3 separate regions of the Mus musculus genome follow, and regions 2 and 3 are each linked to region 1. A link is a loop called in an ENCODE intact Hi-C map of the cell type or tissue named here. Cell type or tissue: left cerebral cortex. All regions are shown on one strand. Region 1 has its middle 24 kb from the start of Adamts18. Region 2 has its middle 71 kb from the start of Adamts18. Region 3 overlaps Adamts18 (a disintegrin-like and metallopeptidase (reprolysin type) with thrombospondin type 1 motif, 18).

What was found. Peaks named below come from ENCODE experiments on the same cell type or tissue, not always from the same donor. Only the 100,000 strongest peaks of a DNase experiment are listed, where the experiment ranks them.
Region 2: it touches region 1 in a loop (2.7-fold over the local background); 2 of 42 quality-filtered maps call a loop at or near these places.
Region 3: it touches region 1 in a loop (10-fold over the local background); 2 of 42 quality-filtered maps call a loop at or near these places.

What each region holds. Positions count from the first base shown.
Region 1 is chr8:113,868,879-113,876,878 of GRCm38, reverse strand. No RefSeq gene overlaps it. Among named protein-coding and RNA genes, the nearest start is that of Adamts18, 24 kb to the right of the region's middle. In left cerebral cortex, no CTCF peak of the experiment used is centred here; DNase peaks (open chromatin) are centred at 2,908 and 4,232.
Region 2 is chr8:113,916,104-113,924,103 of GRCm38, reverse strand. No RefSeq gene overlaps it. Among named protein-coding and RNA genes, the nearest start is that of Adamts18, 71 kb to the right of the region's middle. In left cerebral cortex, no CTCF peak of the experiment used is centred here; DNase peaks (open chromatin) are centred at 491 and 3,556.
Region 3 is chr8:113,807,154-113,815,153 of GRCm38, reverse strand. The region is part of intron 3 of Adamts18 (a disintegrin-like and metallopeptidase (reprolysin type) with thrombospondin type 1 motif, 18); the gene reads left to right. Among named protein-coding and RNA genes, the nearest start is that of Adamts18, 38 kb to the left of the region's middle. In left cerebral cortex, no CTCF peak of the experiment used is centred here; DNase peaks (open chromatin) are centred at 3,439 and 3,768.

The DNA.
Region 1 (8,000 bases):
AAAATCCAAAAATATGCATAGTTTCAAGTAGGTACACGGTGAGTGTCTTGGAGCGGCATTTAGTTGGCTTTAGCCCTGAGATTTATGAAGCTTGTGTATATAAATCCAACTATGGGAAGGTAAGTTTCCATCTAAAATATCACGAATAAGTTAGGCCTGAGCTAAGGAAGGGAATGGAGGATAGAAAGCAGCCTTTCCCCAAGTGCTGTCCACCATTTCCTTGTCTATTCCGGAGAAAAGCCCTCTCTGACTGAAGCCGCAGGGAGAAGATCAAACGGGTTTGTGAAGAGCAGATACCACTACTCTAGAAGGGGAAGGAGAGGGCAACCAAGCCCATCAAAGCAAAGCTAGTCCTTGGGGCCTTGTGAAAACAACACTTGAGGTCTGACGAGTCATTAGAGAAGTTTCTAGAGCTTTTGGATCTTATTAGGAAAGAGAATAGATGTTGTTAGCTCAGCCATACTCGCACATCCTAAACAAAGTGTGTTGTGTTAAGTCCCTTGGGCCGCCCAAGTGGTTTCTTTCTTTGGAAACTTATCACGGAAGAGCTGGGTGTTTATTACATCCGGGACTATGTCTGAAAGGGAGCTGATATTAACGAGGTTTGTGTCAAAATAACTTCACATCCTGTATTGATGGTGTCACCACGAGGCTGGTAGAACAGAGGCCAAATGCCTCTTGGTTTCTGAGAAACATTTGATAATGTTTCTCTGATGGCCACGTGAGCAGGATTATGACATGGGAACTAGATGGTGGGAAGACTGGATACAATCATAAGTGTCTGAGGACCTCCTCACAGCCATGCTTGATTAATGATGCCTTGTCAACTCAGTGGGAGGTCGCTAGCCATTGACATGGGGATCTGTCCCTGGGCCCCGTCTGTTTGTCATTTTTTATCAATCTCTTAGGTTGAAAGTCTGTGTATCACGTCTTTAGCGGCTAAAAAGTAGAGGGGTATTGTTGATGCAAAGCTGACAGAGCTAAGACAGAGTGAGACAAACAGGCAGGAATGAACAATGGACTGAAAACTAGAGACCTGTCTTTCATAGAGACAGAGGTAGATTTCTCTCTCTCTCTCTCTCTCTCTCTCTCTCTCTCTTTCTCTCTCTCTCTCTCTCTCTGTGTGTGTGTGTGTGTGTGTGTGTGTGTGTGTGTATTGGTGAGAGTGATGCTGCTAATAATTCCTTCCAATTATTGTAACATGGGAGATATGAGACTCGTTAAAAAAACAAGAACAACAACAATATGAACTAACCAGTACCCCGAAGCTCTTGTCTCTAGCTGCATATGTATCAAAAGATGGCCTAGTCGGCCATCACTGGAAAGAGAGGCCCATTGGACATGCAAACTTTATATGCCCCAGTACAGGGGAACGCCAGGGCCAAAAAGTGGGAATGGGTGGGTAGAGAAGTGGGGGGGGGGGAGGGTATGGGGGACTTTTGGGATAGCATTGGAAATGTAATTGAGAAAAATACGTAATAAAAAATATTTAAAAAATATGATCAAGAACAGAAATCATATGGAGAATTTTTTACATACAAGCCAAAGGGTACTGGCTGGGATAGACATGAAGTAACAGACTACATATTAAGTTATCCTTGAGGGTTTCAGCTTCTGCACTAACCAAACCAAATAAAACTAGCATAACCCCCCCCCCCAAAAAAAAAACAAAAAAAACAAGAACAAAAAAAATCTGAATTTTTAAAAATACTATTTCCAGAATAAATATGCACACTTTAGAGTGGTGAAGGAAGACACTAAATTAAAAATCAGAGAGTGCGTATTGTAGGGTCTGATAGCCCTGTGTCCCTTGGCCTACAAAGACATCTAAGTGTTATGTCTAGATGCAAGCTTCTTATCTCATGGGATTCACCAAAACAACAGAGAGCAATCAAAGGAAGATTGACAAAACCTGGAAGAGAAGAAAACCAATATTAAACTAATTGAATCAACGTGAGAAAAGACAAATAAGACATGCCCTCTCCTTTAAGGGTCATATATACTATAGATATATGTCAGATATGTACTTGATCCCATAGAATCAGAAGCAAGGCTCTCTGGGGAGCACAGGAGACTGGCAGGAGTTGGGAAGGGTGAGAGCTATGGCGTCTGTGGGCATCAATGCTTAGCAGATATTTATATGCACATGAAGATGATCTTATATAGACATGGATTTTTTTAAGAAGGGGGAAAAAAGAAAAGTTATAAAAGAAAAGAACAGACTTAAAAACCTCTATGTATTCCCCAGCACTGAGCCATACTAGGAAGGTGGTATTTATTGTCATAAACCCAAAGGCATGGCTACTGTATGCATCCATTTGTAAATCACAAGACTAAGTAAGGTTCAACATTTAAAGAATTTGTCCCAAATTGAATGGCGAGACAAGGTTCAAATGACTATAGGAATATAAGTTCTTAAATTGAAAGCCTACCCTTCTTTTATAGAAAGCTATCTAAATGTAAGATATATATATATATATATATTCATCATGTATTTCCAGCACTATGTATCTATCCTATGGAATATTTAACTATGTGTATCTTGAGAAATAAGAACTAAGGTCTTTGGCTTTGGCACACCGTTATAGGGCTACCTATTTTGTCTGCTATAAGGAGAAGTATGTAATGGATCATAGTACAGAGGTCTGCTTATATACATTATGGGTTGGTTCCCTTCCTCTGGAGCAGCTGAAACAGCCCAGAAGGCCGTCCATCACATGTACATGGAAAAGATTCAGCTTAAAAACCTGTGCCATCCCTGACACAGTGAAAACTCCAAGTCTACAAATCAAGCCAACAAGAAATTCAAGTGCGTTCAGCAAGTGCTAAGCTGCCAGCTTCGCAGCTTACTCATTGTTGAGTCCTGCTGCTTCACTCCGTGTCACATTCCAGATTGCTGGATCCCATTTCTGGCTTCGCTACTTGCTAACTCTGTGATTCCCTGGATCAGACACCCAAGCTCGACAGCACCATCTGTCCCGTGTGCAAAGGGGAGGATGGGAAGAGTGCCTTATGGACTGGCTGCGTAAGCATTAAATGGAGCACTCAGAGAGACTACACTAAGCTCACTTCCAAGCCCACAGCAAAATTCTAATAAATGTGAACGGCTATTAGAAATCCTATCACGGTGATACTTATGATAAACTGAAACACCCTTTTCTTCCATTCTTCAGTGTGTTGAACAGGAAATAAGGCTGTGCTCACTGAGGAAATCCGAGCCTCAGACAGGCCAAGATTTGAGCTGTTGCCAATCACGAATTACTCTAGAATACAGGAATCCTCTAACAGAATGTCCAGCAGCTTTTAGGGCAAAAGGACACAGATTTGGGTTCTACTTAATGTCACTTGGATCAGGATATAAATCAAGGAGCAACGATTCCAGTTTCCCACTTTTTATTATTTATTTATTTAGTCTCCTGATTGACCTTATTCTTCAACGTCATTTCACTCATGGACCCTGAAACATGAGGTATGATCGTTTAGCCCATCATGTCTGAAATATCATGTCTAACATGTTTGGAAGTATGTAATATGAAAACTGAGAGATCTCCTTCCCCATCCTGTACTGACTCCCCCTAAAAATAAATAAATAAATAAATAAACCCAACATGCCTTTCCTCCTCTTAGATAAAGGAGCTTGGCTGAAAAGTTGTATGTAAGGCTTCATGATGTTTTTATTTACCAAACCACAGAAAGCATTCATTTAACTCTTTCCTATATTGACCACTTGTGTCAGGAGCTGTTACTTTATATGACTAGATACTGAGATCAGATGGGTAAACGGTAGATGGTGAGAAACAGTTGTGGCGCTTGGACCTTGCTGTCTAAGTAGGTTTGTTCTTTTAAATCTTTCTTAGTTATTTAATTCATTTTTATTTTCTGTGCATGACTTCATTCAGGTGGTGCCAAAAGAGAGAGTTGGGTTCCCCTAGAACTGGAGTGATAGGGCATTGTGAACCATCTAATGCAGATTCTGGGGACAGAATTCAGGTCCCCTGCAGGAACCACAAAAGCCCTTAAGTGAGCCCGTCTCTCTAGCTATTCACTCAGTTGATTCTCATCCTTGAGTCTACTTAGGCTAGTCTGAACTAGGATATGAAGAATTGGGCAAAGGACGAAGAGATCAAAATTGAGTGCATTTAATTATCCAAACTCTTACATCGTAGAGAGCACATGTCATTAAGCTCTACCAGGAAGCATAGAACCCGTGCCCACACCACATAGAACCTGTGCCCACACCACTCAGGAATGAGTCACACCATTTGCTCTAACGTGGGAGGCAAAGCAAGTAACACTCCTAGATCTTTGAAGCGACAGTTTACACATTTTGATACTTTGTGTCTAGAATCGACTGATTTGATAAATCTTCAATTTCTGGTGAGTTTCATCTTTTCTTAGTATCAGATTATAGGAAGAGTTCAAACTATTGCAATGTAGGGGAAGAAATCTTTTCCCATAATGCTTCTCCTTTAGGGATTATCTATTTAATGAGAATCAGCGTTCCCCCCCCAGCCCCCACCCCCAAGGCTCAACAAGTAGCTACCAGTTGGAAATCTTTTCTGATTTGATCAATTAAATGGCAAAGGACACCACCACAGGGATAGGCTTGACGATATATTTCCATCTGGGAGAAGCTAAGCACTTGGCCTGTGCTGTAATCTATGTTCAACCCCCTTGGGTACAGAAGAACAATGTATTACATGCTCTTGAATCCATTGTAGCATTCACAATTATTTTCTGTATCCTTCCCTTCCTGATAAGTAAGTGCTTGGGTTTTTAAAAATTTTATAGTCCATGTGCAGGGCTGGGAGGACACAATGAGTAAGTCCTTGGCGTGGCTCAGCAGCCTTCCCATATAACACAGGGTAACATGTGGTCAGACCATACAGACCAGAGTTTCCCAGGCAACTAAGTCCTGCCTCGTGGGGCTTCCTTAGGAAGGTGAAAGAAGACACTGAAGTGAGCGTCTTAGAGCACCCTGTCTCTCAGCCACTTCTCTTTCTATTGTCTTCCTCTCTGCGTTCCCCACGATTCTAGCCCAAGGCTGCTGAAAATGGATTCTATGTCAGTGTTCCAGAAGGTTCTTGGGGGCATGGAGAACTTTTTAAGGCTCCAACAGCTTCATGTTTTAGCTATTAAGGCAGTCTCTTACAATAACAACATTTCAGGTCAGGGAGTGAATCGAGTTTCATAAGTAAAGAGTTCAAGGGCACCCAGATTTGTTAAAAAACACAAACATGCTCAACTTGGCATGCTCACATTGGACCATCCACGAGTTCTCTAATCCTGGTTTTTCTGTTTACATTGTTTCTCTTATTCCTTAACCACAGTAAGGATAATGATATCCAACACTTTGTTTCCTTTAGAATTTGGATCTATGTATCTATTTTTTAACTTTTTTTTTAAACAAAGAAGAGGAGTTGTTAGCTAGAGGGAGATTTATAAAACTGCTTTTTATTTATGTTGAGAGAACACACTAGAATCAGATACACACACATTATATGTGTGCGTGTATGCATGTGTGTGCACAAGAGGTTGGACCTAGAGCTTTGTAAACGTTAGGCAAACATTCTACCACTAAATTACACTAGCCCCAGACAGGCCTTTCTATTAATCTTAGCTTCACCCTTCACTAGTTTATGGACTTGGCTTAAGTGGTCTTGGGTTAATTGATTTCTCCCTATACCTCGGTTTATTTCTCTGCAAAATAGAACAACACAGTGAGATTGAATGGCTAGAACACAAAATGTAAACACAGTTCCCAGCACCCATTTACTTTGGGTTTTTACTTAAATTCTGCTCCTGTTTCTAAGGTGTTGTTAATAATTGCACAGTTCCCTCCTATTCCACGGGGATAAAATATCAAGAGAGGGATGTTTCAAACCAATGGTGTTTGATCTCTAAACAGCAAGACTTCTGGGCTATTCTTTGTTATTTAAGAGTACAGACAACAGTACCTATGGTTTCTGTGACTTTTCCCAAGCCCAACTCTGGTGTAGTGACAATTTTGGAGTTTTGGTAGCTTTAAAAAACACAGAAATATTACAAGAATATGTTTTTGTTATAATCCCAGGTGTGGGGTCTGGGGTTGCTTCGGATTGTTTGAAGCAGCTGACTATGATCTTCCTCGTGCTCTAGCAAGGGTGTGATTTTGCCAGCTGCAGCTAGTTTTGAGATTATGTGACGTTTGGAATTCTGGGAACTTTTCAGGGGCTCTGTAAATGCTAGAGCCCTGATTGGAGGTTTGTTGGTTGTTGTTGGTTTCAGTTTGTTAAGTAGTTGTGTGCAAAGAAGAAACAACAGCAAGAAGAAGTTGGACATCCTGATGGTGAAGATCAAACTTGCCCCCAAGGAACTCAAAGCTCCTAATCAGCAGGAAGTAGTCTAACGGTAATATCACTCCCTTTCTGATTCCTGACTTTAATCAAAGATCTCTTTCCTTTTCTCTCTACCATTTTTCTCTCTTGTCTAGTGTTAGGGTGTTGAAAGGGTGGTGGAAAAAACAAAGGAGAGAAGGGTGAAATAAAGGAAGAACGCACAAAGTAGCAAAGCCAACCCCAACCTGGTTGTTGGGTGGGGACAACTTTGGTGTCATTCCTTAGGATATGAATTTTATGGCAAGCTTTGCCCCTGCTCTTGGATGGCTAAGGAGAGCAGAATTCTTTGAATTAATCTTAAGAATTTACATATTTCTATCCAAAGATTCAATAGGTACATTAATTATTTTTAAGTTTGTTTTCTTATAGTAACCCTGGCTCTTTGTCTTTCCTTTAACTTCTTTTTTATTCTTTGGTAATTTCATACGTGAATACAATACATTAGGTCATAATCACTCCCACCTCACCCCCTGCTTGTCTTCTCCAGCTCCTCCAGGACCATCCCTCCCACTCCTTGCCTGCCTTAATGTCTTCTATATCTTTTAAAAAATAACCCACTGAGTCTAATTAATGATTCCTGTGTGTCCATGGGTACAGGGCACCAGTCATTGGAGCATGGGTCACCTACCATGCACCAACCTTTGAAGAAAGAGACTCTCCTTTTCTCAGTAGCCATCCAATGCCAATAGCTCCTCCACTGGGGGACGGAATCCCTAAATTCCTTCTTATACTGGAGTGTTGGCTCACCTGACCTTGTGCTGGTCTTGTTTGCCAACCACAGCTTCTTCATCATAATTGAACTTTTGGCCATTAAATAGACAGACTACCCAGTAAGATACAATGGCAACTGCTCTCAAGTCACTTCCATGACTGGTTCTGTTTTAATCCATCCAGCTCTTCATAGTAATTTAATCAGTGTTAATGCAGACAAGGCTGCTTGTGCTTCCATAGCAGGCTCTCTCTTCCATAGCAGGAGCTGAAGGCCTGTATGGAGGTTAACAAAGAAAGAAGCCAGTTGGCAGAAAAGGCCTGGAAGCCCTCCCTCACCTGGACAAAGAGTATGCCCCATTGCTGTATAACCATCTTGTCAAGGGTATTGAGCCTCCTTATGGGAGCTTTTTAGGTTTTTCCCTCACTAGCCCACTCCTGAAATTTGGAGAGTGCTTTTCATTTCTCAGTAAGCTTTCTCTAATTCTATGCTGTATTTTGCCCTGGAATACGAGAGTCTGGAATGGGTGCTGAGCTCAGGTCTGCAGCCCAGCATTAAGCATGTTTTCCCTTCTCCTTTCCTCTCTTTCAGATACTAGCCAGAAGTCCAAACATGCTCTGAAGCTAGGATCTTTCTCCCTTTCTCTGAAGCACCCCCCCCCCTTCCACAACACAGCTGCTTGCAGACCTCCTCACTTTGAAGGAGCCAGCTTTCTCAGGCCTTGACTCTAAAAGGCATGGCTTGCTCTTGTCTTCATGCTTGGATTTACACCTTGCCTGCCTTATTTTTTTCCTCTTTTTCTTCTGAATCTATCTTGAAATTCTTTTATTGATGACATTAAGAGCACAAAAGGGAATCCCAGATTACCAGATGACCTTTCTTTTTTTTTTTTTTCCTTTTGCATATGAGCCAAT
Region 2 (8,000 bases), 47 kb before region 1:
ATTACATTTTTATAGAGAATGCTAAAGGATACACAACAACATTTAGAATAATACTTAATGAAAAAGCCACTCAACAACAATGTTCTTTATATGAATCAAAACCTCAGCCTTATCCCCAAATGTTTCCATGTGGGAGATTCAAGCTTCAAAAATAAACATGGACTTTGAAAGCTGAGGGTATGGGTATAGCAGAGAGTCACAAAAAAAAATATTTTCTGGATTTTCTTTTCATTCATCTGAATTAGTTTCACAGATGAGCAATCTGAATTTTGTGTGGAGTCCTGACATGATCTTCCAAATACTTTTAGAGCTGATAGGGAAAACTGGCTGTGCGCTTTTGTGATTGTTTTCCCACATCTGTTGATGTGTAAGCTCAGGCACCTGCTAAGCATTTTGCTCTTCTGTTCCATTCTCGTGATTTTTCTTAGCTTCTGCTTCTCAAAAATCAAACAGCTCCGTGTCTCCTGTGTGGGCAGCTGGGATGGGCTTGCTTTTCATTTCCTTCTCTGTGTCATGCTCACACAGCCCCCTCACTTCTGAGTTATAGCCCTGCCCCTCCATGGAGCCATAAATCACAGGTGGAACAGTTAAAAGAATGCAAGCAGAACACAAGACACCTCCCACCCCCAGATTCCAATTTGTCTTGTATTTTATTGGGAGGCACCATCTCAGAAACTCTGGGAAGATGTTGCTGAGACCTCCAGGAGTTGCTGGATTCTGAAGGTGGAATGCTGAGGGTGGGATGTTGAAGGTGGGATGCTGAGGGTGGGATGCTGAAAATAGGGGTGCTGAAGGTGGGATACTGAGGGTGGGATGCTGAAAATAGAGGTGCTGAAGGTGGGATACTGAGGGTGGGATGCTGAAAATAGGGGTGCTGAAGGTGGGATACTGAGGGTGGGATGCTGAGGGTGAGAATGCTGAAGGTGGGATGCTGAGGGTGGGATGGGGAAGGTGAAATGTTGAGGATGGGATACTGAGGGTGGGATGCTGAGGATGGTATGCTGAGGGTGGGATGCTGAGGATGGTATGCTGAAGGTGGGATGATGAGGGTGAGAATGCTGAAGGTGGGATGCTAAAGGTTAGATGCTGAGGGTGAGAATGCTGAGGGTGAGATGCTGAGGGTGGGATGCTGAAGGTGAGAATGCTAAGGGAGAGATGCTGAGGGTGGAATGCTGAGGGTAGGATGCTGAAAGGCCCACCTGCCAGGAAATAGACCGAAGATATAAGTGCTATTATATGACTTAGCAGTGCTGGTAGTTCCAAGAGGGGACTGTTCCAAGGGTCCTTCCTATTTCAGCAGTTAAGGAGGTGGCTGTCACTGACACTGAGTGTGAAGAGTGGCTTTGGGTCTCAGCAGACTTCTCACCAAAGCATGGTCTTAAATAGCAACTTTCCAAGTTGCAGTTAAAAATGACCAATCATGAAAACTTGGTTTCTCCCAAACATCTTAAGTGAAAGACGTGTTAGCTAGTCATGGGTAATAATACTTACAATGCTAACAAACAAACATCAAAACAAACAAACAAACAAACAAACAAACAGCCTCAAACAAATGACATCTGAATCCCTTTGAAAAATCATTTATTTTATTTACATGAATGTGTATGTGCTTGTGTGAGTTTACGTGCACCATGGTGTGGTGGCATGTGCTGGCGCCTGCAGAGGCAGGAAGAGGATGTTGGTTCTCCTGGAACTGGATTTACAGGTGTTTCAGAGACACACTATGTGGGTGCTGGGAACTGAACCCAGGTTGGCTGCAAGAGCAGCCGGTGCTCCTAACCACTGAGCCAGCTCTCCTGCCCTGAGTCCTTCCTCATCTATAGACATTGCCTAAACATATTACTTTGTATAAATTACTCACTAACTGAGGAAAGGGGCAGATGCCTCTTTATTTCTATTCTGACTCTAGAAGGAAACTGAAGAGATCAACATGCTTACCCAAGGCCACACAAGATTGGATTTCTAAATCTAGTTTCTCAATTATAGCTTACATCCTCCAGTGCACATCAAACTAGTCCTATTTTTCACCTCTGTGGATCCTGAATCTCTGCTCTGGGATGACAGGCAAAACTTACCTCTCTTGGATCTAACCTGACTCTGGTCTGTATGTTCATGTTCCCTCAAAATCCACATATTAAAGTCCTAGTTATCAGTATGATATTAAGAGATGAGGCTTTCGTGGGATATGGACATCTCGATAGAGCATCTTGCTTAACTTGTATAGCTCTTCCATGAGACAAGTATTAACACCTTCATGTTGCAGAAATTCTGTAACTCCTGATCTTATCAGTGGTGACTAATGACTCATAATCTAAAAGGGCTACCCTGTGTCCCTCCTTCCTCTCTCCCTACTGCTTTGTGTTCTTTTCTTTTCTTTTAGATTCATTGATTCATGCATATGAGTGCTCTGTTTGCATGTATGCATGCACAACAGAAGAGGCATCAGATCCAGTCTAGATGACCACGAGCCACAATGTGATTGCTAGGAATTGAACTCAGAACCTCTGGTAGAGCAGCCAGTGCTTTAAACCACGGAGACATCTCTCTCCGGCCGCTCCTTACTTTTCTATTGCCCTGAAAAAAACACCATGACCAAAACAGATTATAAAAGAAAACATTTAACTGGGGCTTCTTGGCATTTCAAAGGGTTAGATCATTGCCCTCTTAGGGGAAAGCCAGACAGCGGGTGCTGGAACATAGCTCAGATGAACAGAGCTTTCATCTGATCCACAAGCTCATGGAGGAAAGCAAGCCTGGGACTAGCAGCAAGGCCACACCTTCTAATCCTTCCTAAGCAGGAAACCAAACATTCAAATAGTCTCATTCAAACCACTTCCCCACTTCCTCTGCTCCTTTACTCACTCTCTCTCTCTCTCTCTCTCTCTCTCTCTCCATCCCCTTTCCCATTTTCTGTGTTTCTGCCTCTCTTCCACTCCTTCTCCCATCCAGTTCTCATCCAAGCTGAACTTGTACTTGTGATCCTCCTGCATCAGCCTCCAGAGTACTAAGGTGACAGTCAAGTGCCTCTACAAGTTGGTTCACCTCTATTCCCATATCCTTTTGTGTTGGGTGTTTTGTTTATTGTCTAGACAACCTGTGGTTATCACCTCTCAAATGATTTGTATATGATTCCTTTGATCCTTCATATGTAAAGATAAATTATTTCCAAGAACCATGTGTGAAAGACAGGCAGAAGCAACACCTGATACCTTCAACATGGTGACTGATACTATCTCCATGTGTCAAACTGGTTTTTTATTTTTGATACGTGCAAATTGTCTATATGTGTCTTTGGTTAGGAAAGCAAAAAGAAAATGCTGGAATCTGTTTGCCAGCCCTGTCTCCTCTTCATCACTCCTCATTTAGAGCTCATTTAGAGCATTGCTGTTAGGTTGTTTGCATTCAGCTAGTTTTCCTCTCTTGTGGAACAGTGTCTGTGTGAGCTCAGCTCAGCCTTCAGAAGTTATAAGTCATTTTTTTTCCTACTGCTTGGATTCTCCCAGCAAGACAAGCTAGAGGAATTTCTTCTGAATGAAAAATTTACAGTCTTCTCTTAGATGATGGATTTACTGTTTGGTGGTGAAAACAGATTGCTCATCCTACCTACCATGTGTCTCAATGTTGCATGCTGGAGAAAAGGGCGTGCTGGGGAAAGAAGCAGGCACAAATCTACAGTGTTCATCAGCTTAGAGTTAATCTAGCTCCGAGTTTCAAGGCATACACTTTATGTGTATTACAATTATATTGCCATTAGTTTATATTATACAATCATACAACTAATTATATTATAAATTAGTTTACAAACATAATAATAGCTTAAATATTTTGGTAACTCTTTAACTGTTTTATGGAGAGTGTCCAAACATAAAGAGTCCTTTCTGGGGCATTTTCTTTTCTTAAGACAATAATAAGAAAAAGTCACCAAAGTGCACTTTGATCTGATAGCTGGAAACTCTAGTGTATGTAGCAGTTTAGAGGACAGTTTCCATTGGTGTTTCTTGTCATCTATTAAGCTATGTTTATTTCCCCATATTCTTCATGACATCATGAGACAAATCATTCATACTTGGGTTTCCTATGTGTCCAGAGTCTGAGAATATAGTGTACTCAAAAACAGTAAATATCTTAACAATCTATCAGAAGACATTTTTCTACCATTTTGCAGCAGGCATCTTATAGGTCTGAGAATAACAACTTATATTCCTCCTCTCCCTCTCCCTCTCCCTCTCCCTCTCCCTCTCCCTCTCCCTCTCCCTCTCCCTCCCCCTCCCCCTCCCCCTCCCCCTCCCCCTCTCCCTCTCCCTCTCCCTCTCCCTCTCCCTCTCCCTCTCCCTCTCCCTCTCCCTCTCCCTCTCCCCTCTCCCTCTCCCTCTCCCTCTCCCTCTCCCCTCTCCCTCTCCCTCTCCCTCTCCCTCTCCCTCTCTATCCTAGGAATAACTTTTTTAGATTGGATTTTTCTGAACTTCCTACAATCAACATTATGGAAGAGATAGTTTTTGTTGTTAAGAACTGTTCTGGACCCTATAATATGCTTATCAGCATCTCTAACCTCTACTGACTAGATGACATCCATCTCTAAAGTATAATAACCAAGATGTCCTTAGACAGTCTCACATGTGCCCATAATTCCCGAATCACCCTTGACTGAGGCCCACTACATTAGCCTCTTGTTTCCTTGCTGTTTTAGTTTAGCCGAGATGTCATTAAGAACCCCATTTGTCAGAATTACAGGCAAGCTGAGCTTTTATAGATTTAGAGTCCATGAATGAATTCTTGTTCTCTGGCATTTGCCAATGTGAGAAGGCGATGCAGCTCAGCATTAGAAAGTGCATCTGTGCTATCTCCTGAGAGCTCCAAGTAAACATCTTGTGGACTGTCCATCCTCGGTGGGCTAAGCTGTGGCTAATTCATCGTGGTTTTTCATCACAGTGACCGACTTGGATACATGTGTGGTGCAAGTGGGAAGTAATGCCCCGTGCCTTTACAAATTTTGATTGTAAAAATCATAATTGTTCTCCTGACTTTTCAGGGATGATATTTCCTTTCCGATAGCCCATGGATAATGGGCATATCTCTGATATGCCTGGCTCATAGTCTGTTGCACGGGTGGCTAATAGACTGCACCTGAAAGCTACACAAACTCTAAGGCATTTCCCTGGTGTTCTCTTGTCTAGAAATAAAAGTTAGGTCGTCAAAGTCCAAGGCATAATGACAAAGCACTCCTCAAGAGTTGTCCGCACTTCTTGTGAGGCCACAGAGAAACTTTACGTGCCTAAATGAATCTTATGCTTATCCTGCTGTGGCTCAGAAATAAACATGATAACGTGCACGTCTAAAACTTGATAAAGATAGAGTTCATAGGGCAATGTTGAAACTTATGAGAAAACTGGTAAAACCAGGCTTGGCCAGGCACTCCTATAATCCCACTGTTCAGAGGATGACGCAGGAGGATTGTGATTTTGAAGTTAGCCTGGATGCTTTAGGACATTTCAAGCCAGATGAGCTATACAGTAGGACCCTTCCTCTGAATGAAAGAAGGAGTAAAAACCTGAATCTGGAGTGAGTAAATTAGGCTAGGAGAATCTATGCGAGGCCTCAGTATTAGAAAAATGAGTCTGGCATGTCACTTGAGAGCCCCCAGGAAGCCCTCTATGGGCTTCTAGTATGTCCTTGGTAGGTAAAGTCATTGCCAATCCATTTGGTTAATTTCCCTCATAACAACCAGCTTGGGTATATGTGTAGTGTATGCACTTGAGCATGACAGAGACATTCAGGGGTCTCCCCTATAGTTCTGTCTACCTTCTCTTGAAACTGGGTATCTCACTGCATCACTTCAACTAGGCTATTCTGTCTTTACCTCCTAATGCTGAGATTATAGATTGAGGATTTGAACTCAGGTCCTCATGTTTGCAAAGCAAGGGCTCTTACCTGTGTAGCTCTTGCCTCAGTTCAATGGCCAGCATTAAAAAAACAAAAATCAAAAACCAAACAAGACAAGACAAGACTATATGAAAGCGATTGGCATTACTCTTCAGGTTGCAGAAAGGCAAAAGGAATCAAACTTGGGATGATAAGCAATTGCGACTTAGCACCGAGACTCTCACCCCAGGTGTCATCTGTTGTGTCCTCTTAAAATAATTGAAGGTAAATTAGCTCAGTTTTTCCATTTACCAATTCATTTAATTCTTCCTATTTTGAATTTGAGGGTAGCAAACCCTCAAAACTCAGTTGGTAGAGAGCTGGGACACCTACAGATAAAACCATGAAAAAGTTACTGAATATACATTTTTTTTCCAAATAATTTTTAGCAGATTGAAGTAAATGGGTCAAAGCTCACTGTGTAAAGATTTGCCACCTAACTTGGAAGGAGCGTAGGAAGTTGGCTCCAAAGAACCCCTGTCATTTTCATGCTCATGTGCCTTTAAGAGACCTAGTCAGGCAAACTCAAAGCATCAAGGATGCTAATTAACTCTGATTAGAGAATTTACTTCCAGGACTTTGTAAAGGTTTAGATAATTATAATGTTGTAGAGAACAAATTACTTATTATCTCTTTGAGCCATTCTCACTTGGCCAAGGGCCCTTTGATCATGGGAACAGACACACATAGGCGATTGGGTATTAGTTTTACATATGAAAGTCTTGAGTTCCTTTAATCCTTACTGGACAGCAAGATTTATCAGTGGAAAACAGATCTGAACTCTCCTGACCTCCCCTCAACACAGAGATCCTTAATTCGGGTATAACGACAGGCTGGAAAGAACAAATGCTTTTAACTAACATCAACACGCTCTGGCAGTCTTTGTAATTAATCAGGGCAGAAAATTCGCAGACAAGAGAGTAACATAGGCTGTTGCAAGTCATATTTCTGTGGACTCAGCAATAGCATACACGTTTTCTTCACTCCACTTGGCGTTTGAAAAGGACCGTCATTTGAAAATGACAACTGCGATTGTTGGAAATCACTGGAAACTTGCTCAGCCTTTGAAGGCCCAATGCTTATTGTCACAAGCCAGAAATAGTAATGTGCTTGGGTTTCTGTTAGCTGTCCTGAATCATTCCACTCCTAGAAACCACAGAGTCTGGCCATCCCACGGTGGCAGAGACTGTCTCCATTAAATCTATGTATTATTTTATAACAAGGGAATATAAAAACATGGATATAAGTTGAAAGTGTGAGCCTGAGAGCTGAACTGTAAGGGTGAACAATTTTATGAAAGCATCATGGAGGATGTGATCTCATAGTACCCTCGTGTGAGACAAAACCCCCCATTGTAGCGGGAGTCCATCAGGGTCTTATTGGTAGAAGAGTCTGGGTACTTTCATAATTTTGTCAGGAATGGGTAAGTGCATTAAAAGCAGCATCTTAAAATTGAAAAGTGGCTGGCATGCTAAAATGGTTGGAAACAGGTAAGAATAAATCTCATATTTGTAATAGGGAATTTGTTTTTAAATACCTTGTGTTACACGAAACAGGAAAGCTGACGAGGATCGCGGCGAGACAAGAGCTGAGAGGGGTTCAAATACAGAACTGGGGTAAGCTATTCAATCACTCTGAGCCCCTGGCTCTTTCTTCCTTTGTAAAACACCATTTATGGACCCCAAAGCCTGCCCTGCAGGTTTATTTAGGGATTATATGAAATCGTTCTCATAAAGAGTCAGACTACGGCAGGTACTGGAGGCTGTGAAGTTATTTTACAACTGGAGGAAGCACACAGATGTGAGGCAAGGAAAGAGGAGGTGAGCTGGAAATTCTCAGAGGTGGCTGTCATGAAGGGAAATAACTCTAAAATGTTTCTATAGAAAGTAGTGATATTTAGGATAGTTAAGACATGTGGAAGTATGGTTGGGTATAGCTGGACCAGCTAGAGGCTTCCTAGGACAAGGGAAAACTTTGGGAGACAGGGCTGTTTTGGGTAGCCACTTGTTTTCTATTACAAAAGAAGGCATTTCAATACCTAAATGTGGACATCATTACTTATGCCTGTCAATCATGTCTAT
Region 3 (8,000 bases), 62 kb after region 1:
CCTGGGTCCGCTGCAAAGTCAGTAAGTATTCTTAGTTGCTGGGGCATCTCTCTAGCCCCTGTTTTAGTATTTTTTTTAAATACTAGTTCCTTTGTTACTTATTTAACTCTTATAGCACCTGTATGGCTATTCTCTTATCACTACTGCTTTTATTGAAGTAAGAAAGAAGCAAGGACATATAGCAGCCCAAACGCCCATGTTCTCTGCATCCTCAAATGGGCTCTTCTAGGAGGAAGGGACAATAGAGAAAGAGGCAACAGAGGTTAAATTAGGGTGTAAGAAGGGTCCCTAATCTGAGGGAACTGGTGCCCTTTAAGAGAGATATGGGGACACCTTCCTCCATCATGTGTGGACACAGTGAGAAGGTGGCCAGCCTAGCAAGAAAAGAACCAACTGGATGGCCAGTTACCTTGAGTTTGACTATGTGGGCCCTGAAACTGAAAGAAAACACTTCTGTCTCTTGTGCCACCCAAGTCTGTGGTTTTGTGGCCCAGAAGTCCTGGCAAACTACCCCACGAGGTAAAGCGTTCACCCTCTCTCATGGAGTGAAGCAGAGGTGTGACTTTGATCGGCACACTTCTCTTATTTATGAAAATGGTGTGCCTGGGAACACAGCTGGAAGAGTCATTTCCTATGCTGCCTTTATTCAGCACTAAATGGAACTGAAGCCTGCCTGAACTCTAAATGTGCACTTAGAGCCCTGGAGCAGGTCTGCCGTACTCTGAAAGTCAGTGCAATATTGGCCCCTGGCTTAGTGTGAGCCATGCTGCCAAGAGTACTGGGGGAGGTACTGGAGACATTGACAGGAATCCCATTGTTTCTGTTTGATTTTCTTTTTTTACTTTTTCTTTTCTGTCTTCATTCGGGGCTGCAGAGTTTTTGGATGCATTTGACCACGAGCTTCTTGTCTGGACATGAATTTGAATCCCCTTAGCTGTCAACATGCCTCTGAGAAGTCCGGATTTGCTCTCGGAGTCTCACATGGGGGGTGGCCAAGCAAGCGCTGCTGCTAGACAAACCTGCTCTTTGTCTGCATTTGAGTGTCACTCTTAGAGCCTAATCTGCCCAAAATCACTTTGATTTTTTTTCCTTACCAGCGGCTAATACAATTAACAGCAGTGCTAAAGCAGCAACCCCCAGTGAGCCCCCCCCCTCCCCAGCAACCCCCAGCCTCTGGTCTACTCCCATGAAGACACCATTCAAACACCTTTTTCTTATCCAAGCTAATGTCTTCCCTGCCACTTCAGAAGTGAGGTAAGGCCTCCTGTGGCTGTCTCCCACACCGGACAGGTAACTCCTACAGGAGAGGCTGACACAGATCCTTCGCACTGATGTGAAATGTTGTGGGGGAAATGCTTCCAGGCAGGTAGATAGGATGGCTTCAGTTGGTCTTTGGAGAATATGAAGTTCTATTATGACATAAATAGGAAAACAAATCAAAGACTTCAACCTTACTTTACTAACTCCATAATCACCATAGACTTGATATATTTTTTAAAGGTTTTATTAGTGTGTGTGTGTGTGTCTGTGTGTGTGCATGCATGAGTGTGTGTGTGTGTGTGTGTGTGTATGAGTGTGGGTATATGCATGAGTGTGTCTCTGTGTGTGTGTGTATGAGTGTGTTTGTGTGTGTGTATGAGTGTGTATATGTATGAGTGTGTCTGTGTATGTCTGTGTGTATGTGTGTGTGCATGCATGCATGAGTGTGTGTGTGTGTATATGTGTGTATGCATGCATGAGAGTGTGTCTGTGTGTGTACCATGTGAATGCAGATGCCTGGTGAAGTCAGAAGAGGGAGCTAGACCTAAATACAGTTGTAACCATTCACCATGAATGCTGGGAACAGAACGTGGGTCCTCTGAGACAGCAGCAAGTGCTCTTACCCTGATGAGCTTCCCTCCAGCTCCTCCGTGCTGTGTTTGAAACAGTATTGAGCCACACAATTTACAACAGTGAGTTTTCTATTTTATTTCATCTTTCTTTAGAATTATATGCCTGTCATTAGTTACTTATTAACTTGTAGCAAAAGAGCCCTGGGCTCATGTGATAAGAGAATGTTATATAATTGAGAATCACACTCAAAATACACTTCTCCCTAAACCCATTTTTTTTCCTGGCCCCAAGAAGTTACCCCCCAGGATAACTTTTTTTTTTTTCCTCAGTCACAGGCATTTGTTGTCACTCGGAGTTTAACAATTGCTTTATCGCCTGGGCTGGAGAGATGGCTCAGCAGTTAAGAGCACTACTGCTCTTCCAGAGGTTCTGAGTTCGATTCCCAGCATCCACATGGTGGCTCACAACCATCTGTAATGGGATCAGGTGCCCTCTTCTGGTGTGTCTGAAGACAGCAACAGTGTACTCACATTAAATAAATAATTTTTTAAAAAGAATTGCTTTATTAGGAATGCAGAAGTCAATTCAAACTCTCGATTCATTCACTCCCATTTTCTCTTCCCTTTCTTCTTCTTGGGAGACAAATTCATCTTTAAAAGCTAAAGCTTTGGATTATAAGTCACCAGTATCTGGGTTTATGAATGTGATCTGGTTGGCCAAGTGATTGCTGGTTTGCATGTAGCCTTGGGCTCCTTCCCAGCACCACAGAAAACCAGGCCTCTGAAGAACTCTTGTGATCCCAGCACTCGGAAGGTAGAGGCAGGTCTCAGCCTCAGCTGCCTAATGAGTCTGATGCCAAATGAACTAGGTAGGACTTTATATCAGAAAAAAAAAGCAAGACCCAGTGTCTAGAGAATTTTCAGAAGCCACACAATACCCTAAAGAAAGTACAATCCAAATACAATGCCAGTTATCCCTCAGACCTTGGTTGTAAGGCTACTTACTCATTTAAGAAATTTTCTTTTTCCATAGATCCTGGTCCTTAAACTTAAATCCATTCAAGTACCTTTGTTTTACTTTTTTAAAAAAAAATCATTTATGTGCAGGTGTGTGCATAAGGCGCACGAGCGCGCACACACAGACACACACAGACACACAGACACACAGACACACAGACACACACACACACACACACACACACACACACACACGGTGTGGTAGGGGAGGGAGAGGGGAGGGGAGAACCTAGGACATGCATGTCTGAAGAGGCCACCAGATGCTCTAGAGTCACAGGTCGTTTGTGAACAGCTGGATACGAGTTCTGGGAACCAAACTCGGGTCCTCTAAAGGATATAGCAGGTGCTCTTCACTGATGAGCCATCCCTCCAGCCCTTCCAGTCCCTCTGTATGTCCTTTCACAGCATACTTCCTCCTAAAGGACTTATCTCGCACTTGGTTATGGAATCCTCTGGCTATTCTCAGCCTCTCCCCTAGACGGTATGTACAGCACCTGATTTTTCTCAGTAGCTCTGATTTATGCAAGGGCCCACGTATGTTAAATAAAGGAAGGGATGACTCGGGTCCCATTAATAGAAAAGGCACTGGCTGAGACATGCAGGCTAGCTGGATGTGTTTCAGAGGCTCTGACTCACATGCTAGTGGGCTGTGGTCCAAAAAAAAAGGACCCAGATATCCCCTAAGCCTTATATCTCCCTTTCCCAGCCTCATCACCCTGCATCAGTGTCACCACATGGCTTGGAAGCAGACTGGCAGCCTTATTTAAGCCCTGGCTCTGCTACTTTATAGAATTTTAATATTGGCATTTCCCCATTTTTGTGGCTGTTACAGGTGTGTGTTTATCTCTGTGTATATATGTTTGGAGGAGACATGTGTATAAACATTTGGAGGGGGCACATTTATGTAGGTGACCATGTGTGTGTGTGAGCACATGCACACACATTTACGCCCACATCCATCTGGCAACCCAAGATTGATGTTAGGAATCGTTCTTCAACACTCTTCTACCTTATTCACGGAGGCAAGGTCTCTCACTGACATCCAGTACTAACCAATATTTCTCTGAAGATCCTCAGCCTTCTGCTTCAGGGCTTAAGGGCCAAATACTTTAACCATTGAGCCACTACCCAACCCCAAGAAAATTCGTTTAACCCTCAATACAAATCATAACTAAACATACATGTTCAATGAGGTCGCTCAAATCATGGCTGCTTAAATGCTGGTTGTTATTAATAACAGTAACTACCTTGGGGGTTTACAAAGTATCTTTTTACTTAGATTTATCAATCTACCTCCTAACGGTGCCAATACCCTTTTTTTTTTTTTTTTAGATTTTTTAAAAAAATTATATGTGTGTTTGTATTTTGTTTTATGTGTGTGTTTGCTAGCAGAGATATATGTGCATTGTATGTGTACAGATCCCACAGAGGTCAGAAGAGGAGAGCGGTTCTCCGGGAACTGGAGTTTTAAGCAGGTGTGAGATCCATATTAGGTGCTGGAAGATAAAACTCAACCTTTGCAAGAGCGTAGTTGTTCTTAACTGCAGAGCCACCCCTCCAGTCCTGTTAAGACCCTCTTAATTATAAGACTGTATTCTTCCCACGATGATCTTTATGCCCCTAGGCTGATTTCTTCAGGTATTACTTGACTTAACGATGAGGCTAGCAGTATTATGGTCTGTTTCACAGTTACAGTGACTATGGAACTGAATCGTGGTGTATTGAAAATTTAAACCATATCTGGCACATAATAAGCCGCTCATATAAAAGTTGCTTTTCGTAATAACTTGGGATCATTGTGATGGTGATCATTATTATAACATACCACGTGATTGTTGCCCCAGGATTCACTTCATGTGTGTTTGCTTGGCATCTATGTTGTGGGGTATTTCTCACGAGGAACCAGGCTGCCGACGTAACGATGTCATGGCATCCCACTTGTCTTAGTTAGTGCTCTGTCACTTCAATCAAACCCACCGTGACATTAGCAACTTGGGGCGCCAAGGGAATATTTCAGCTTACATGTCCAGATCACAGTCTATCATGAAAGGAAGACGGCTCAGGCATCTGGAGGTGGGAACTGAAGCAGAGAGCACGGATGAGTGATGCTTACTGGCTTGTTTCCCACTGCTTGCTTGGCCTTTTCTCATGCAGCTCAGAACCCACCTGTCTGGGAGTCTCACATCCACAATGAGCTGGACCCTCCCACAGTAGTCATTAATCAAGAAAATGCCCCCAACACTTGCATTCAGGCCAATCCAAGAGCGGGAGTTTCCTTAATTAATCTTCTTCTGAGATGACTCTAGCTTGTGGTGAGTTGACAGAAAAACCAACAGACAGGACATCATTACAGCTAGAGTTTGTGGTCTCAAGGCATCTCATAAAACTACAGAGAACTAAAAAAAAAAAAAAAAAAAAAAAAAGACTAGAAAGCTAAAATCGAGCTGGGGTTGGGGGAGCTAACCATACCCTCGTTTGTTTTCCAAAAGGATTATTTATTATTAGCCTTTAGATTGATTATCCATGTTGATCAAATATTCTATTCAGTGAGAAGGGAACCTATATAAACAGTCTCCCATAGAAAGTTGATTTTTAAAGTTATCTGTGTCATGCTGTGATCTAGACCTTGAAGTTTGCTCTTAGAGTTTTAATCCCACCAGGCTTCAGCCCTCACTGGAAAGTGGGCTCAGGTCTCTGCCTCCCATCCGCCCAATCTCTAGTGGCCCAGGTCACATTCAGATTTGGGTTAGACTATCTGTGCAGAGTGCACAGGACTGCCGGGATATTGGTATAGGGAGGACCAGATGGATCAGAGGAAGAGGGGTTGAGTACAAAATGGGGGCAGGGTAGGGAGCAGGTGGTGAGATTTTGACACTAAACACCCTGAAAACCTCATTACATAGTGTCTTAGTTAAGGTTTCTATTCCTGCACAAACATCATGACCAAGAAGCAAGTTGGGGAAGGAAAGGTTTATTTGGCTTACACTTCCATGCTGCTGTTCATCACCAAAGGAAGTCAGGACTGGAACTCAAACAGGTCAGGGAGCAGGAGCTGATGCAGAGGCCATGGAGGGACGTTCTTTACTGGCTTGCCTCTACTGGCTTACTCAGCCTGCTCTCTTATAAAACCCAAGACTACCAGCCCAGAGATGGTCCCACCCACAAGGGGCCTTTCCCCCTTGATCAGTAATTGAGAAAATGCCTTACAGTTGGATCTCATGGAGGCATTTCCTCAACTGAAGCTCCTTTCTCTGTGGTAACTCCAGCTGTGTCAAGTTGACACAAAACTAGCCAATACACATAGCTAAAGTCTTTCTAGTCCTGTGTCTTCACAAGGGTTGCAGAGGGAGACAGAGTATGTCTGTCAGGAATCTCCAGACAAACAGGAGCAACATATCAGGCAGATAAGTAGAGAGAGATGGATAGAATGTTGCTGTGACCAAATACATGGTGTAAACGTCTTAAAGGATGACATATTTATCTTGGCTCAAATTTCAGAGGTTTAAGTTGGTGGCCGCTTGGTTTTTTTGTGTGTTTCAGCAAAACACCACAGTAGTGAAACATGTCATGAAAGGGGTTATGCCAGAAGGTGAAGGTGGGGTGGTAGGTAGTCACACACACACACACACACACGAAAACAAAAGGAAAGAGACAAGGAGACAGATAATGTCATCACTGTAGGTTCTTCCCTTTTTTTCTATCTCATTTAATTGGACATAAATGGTGTTACACTCAGGGGAGGTCATTCTCTCTTATAGACACGCTCAGGAGAAAGATTTACTGGTCTTCTAGGTACATATCAATCTAATCAAGTAGAATGTCAACGTTTATCATAATAGGTAGGTAGGTAGATAGACGATTGATTGATTGATTGATTGATTGATAGATTGATAGATAGGTAGGTAGATAGATAGATAGATGAGAGGTAAGTGATGGACAGTAAATAAATAATAAAAAGATAGATGAAAGATGGGTAGATAAGTAGTAGATGATAGGTGATAGATTACAGAGAGGTGATAGATAGTAAATAGATAATAAAAGATGATAGAAAGATGGGTAGATAGGTAGATAGATAGATAATATGTGTTAGTAAATAAACAATGGAAAAAAGGAAGATAATAGATAAGTTAATGGATGGATAAGTAGATAGATGGTAGGTGATATACAGAGATAAGAGATAGATAGATGGAGGAGCTAGAGAAAGTAGCCAAGGAGCTAAAGGGATCTGCAACCCTATAGGTGGAACAACATTATGAACTAACCAGTACCCCGGAGCTCTTGACTCTAGCTGCATATATATCAAAAGATGGCCTAGTCGGCCATCACTGGAAAGAGAGGCCCATTGGACTTGCAAACTTTATATGCCCCAGTACAGGGGAACACCAGGGCCAAAAAGGGGGAGTGGGTGGGCAGGGGAGTGGGGGTGGGTGGATATGGGGGACTTTTGGTATAGCATTGGAAATGTAAATGAGCTAAATACCTAATAAAAAATGGAAAAAAAAGAGATAGATAGATGGTAGGTGATATACAGAGATAAGAGATAGATAGATAGATGGATAGATAGAGAAGTAGATAGGTGATAGCTTATGATGGGGGCTGGGTTGTATAATTATGGAAGCTGAGTATTCCTCCAGTGTTACACAGCAAACTTGGAGAACCAAGAAAGCTGACCCAATTCACTCTGACCTTGAAGATCTATCCACAAGGAATCAGGTGGTGTCCTCTAGATCAAGCCTGAAGGCCTAAGAAACTGGGCTGCTGCTGATGTCAGCCCCAGACACGAGAGGTCTGAGCATCTGGAACCCTGAAGTCTAAGGATGGAAGATGGCTGTCCCAGCTCCAGGAAGAAGAAATCACCTCCCTCCTCTACCTCTTTCTTCTGCCTAGGCCCACTGTGGATCACATGGTACCTACTCACAGAGCTCAGGATGGGTCTTCTTTACTCTGTCTACTGCCCCACATGCTAATCCCTCCAGAAACACTCTGTCAATCACCCAGCAGCAATGCTTTGCCAGCCCTGTGGACAGCCCTACCCAGCCAAATGCATGCACAAATCTCACTATCCCAGAGGTGTAATTTCCACTAGGAAAACAAGGGCAGAACACCATGGTGACTAAGACTTAAAGCAGTACTTCCTGACCTCTGTGTCTA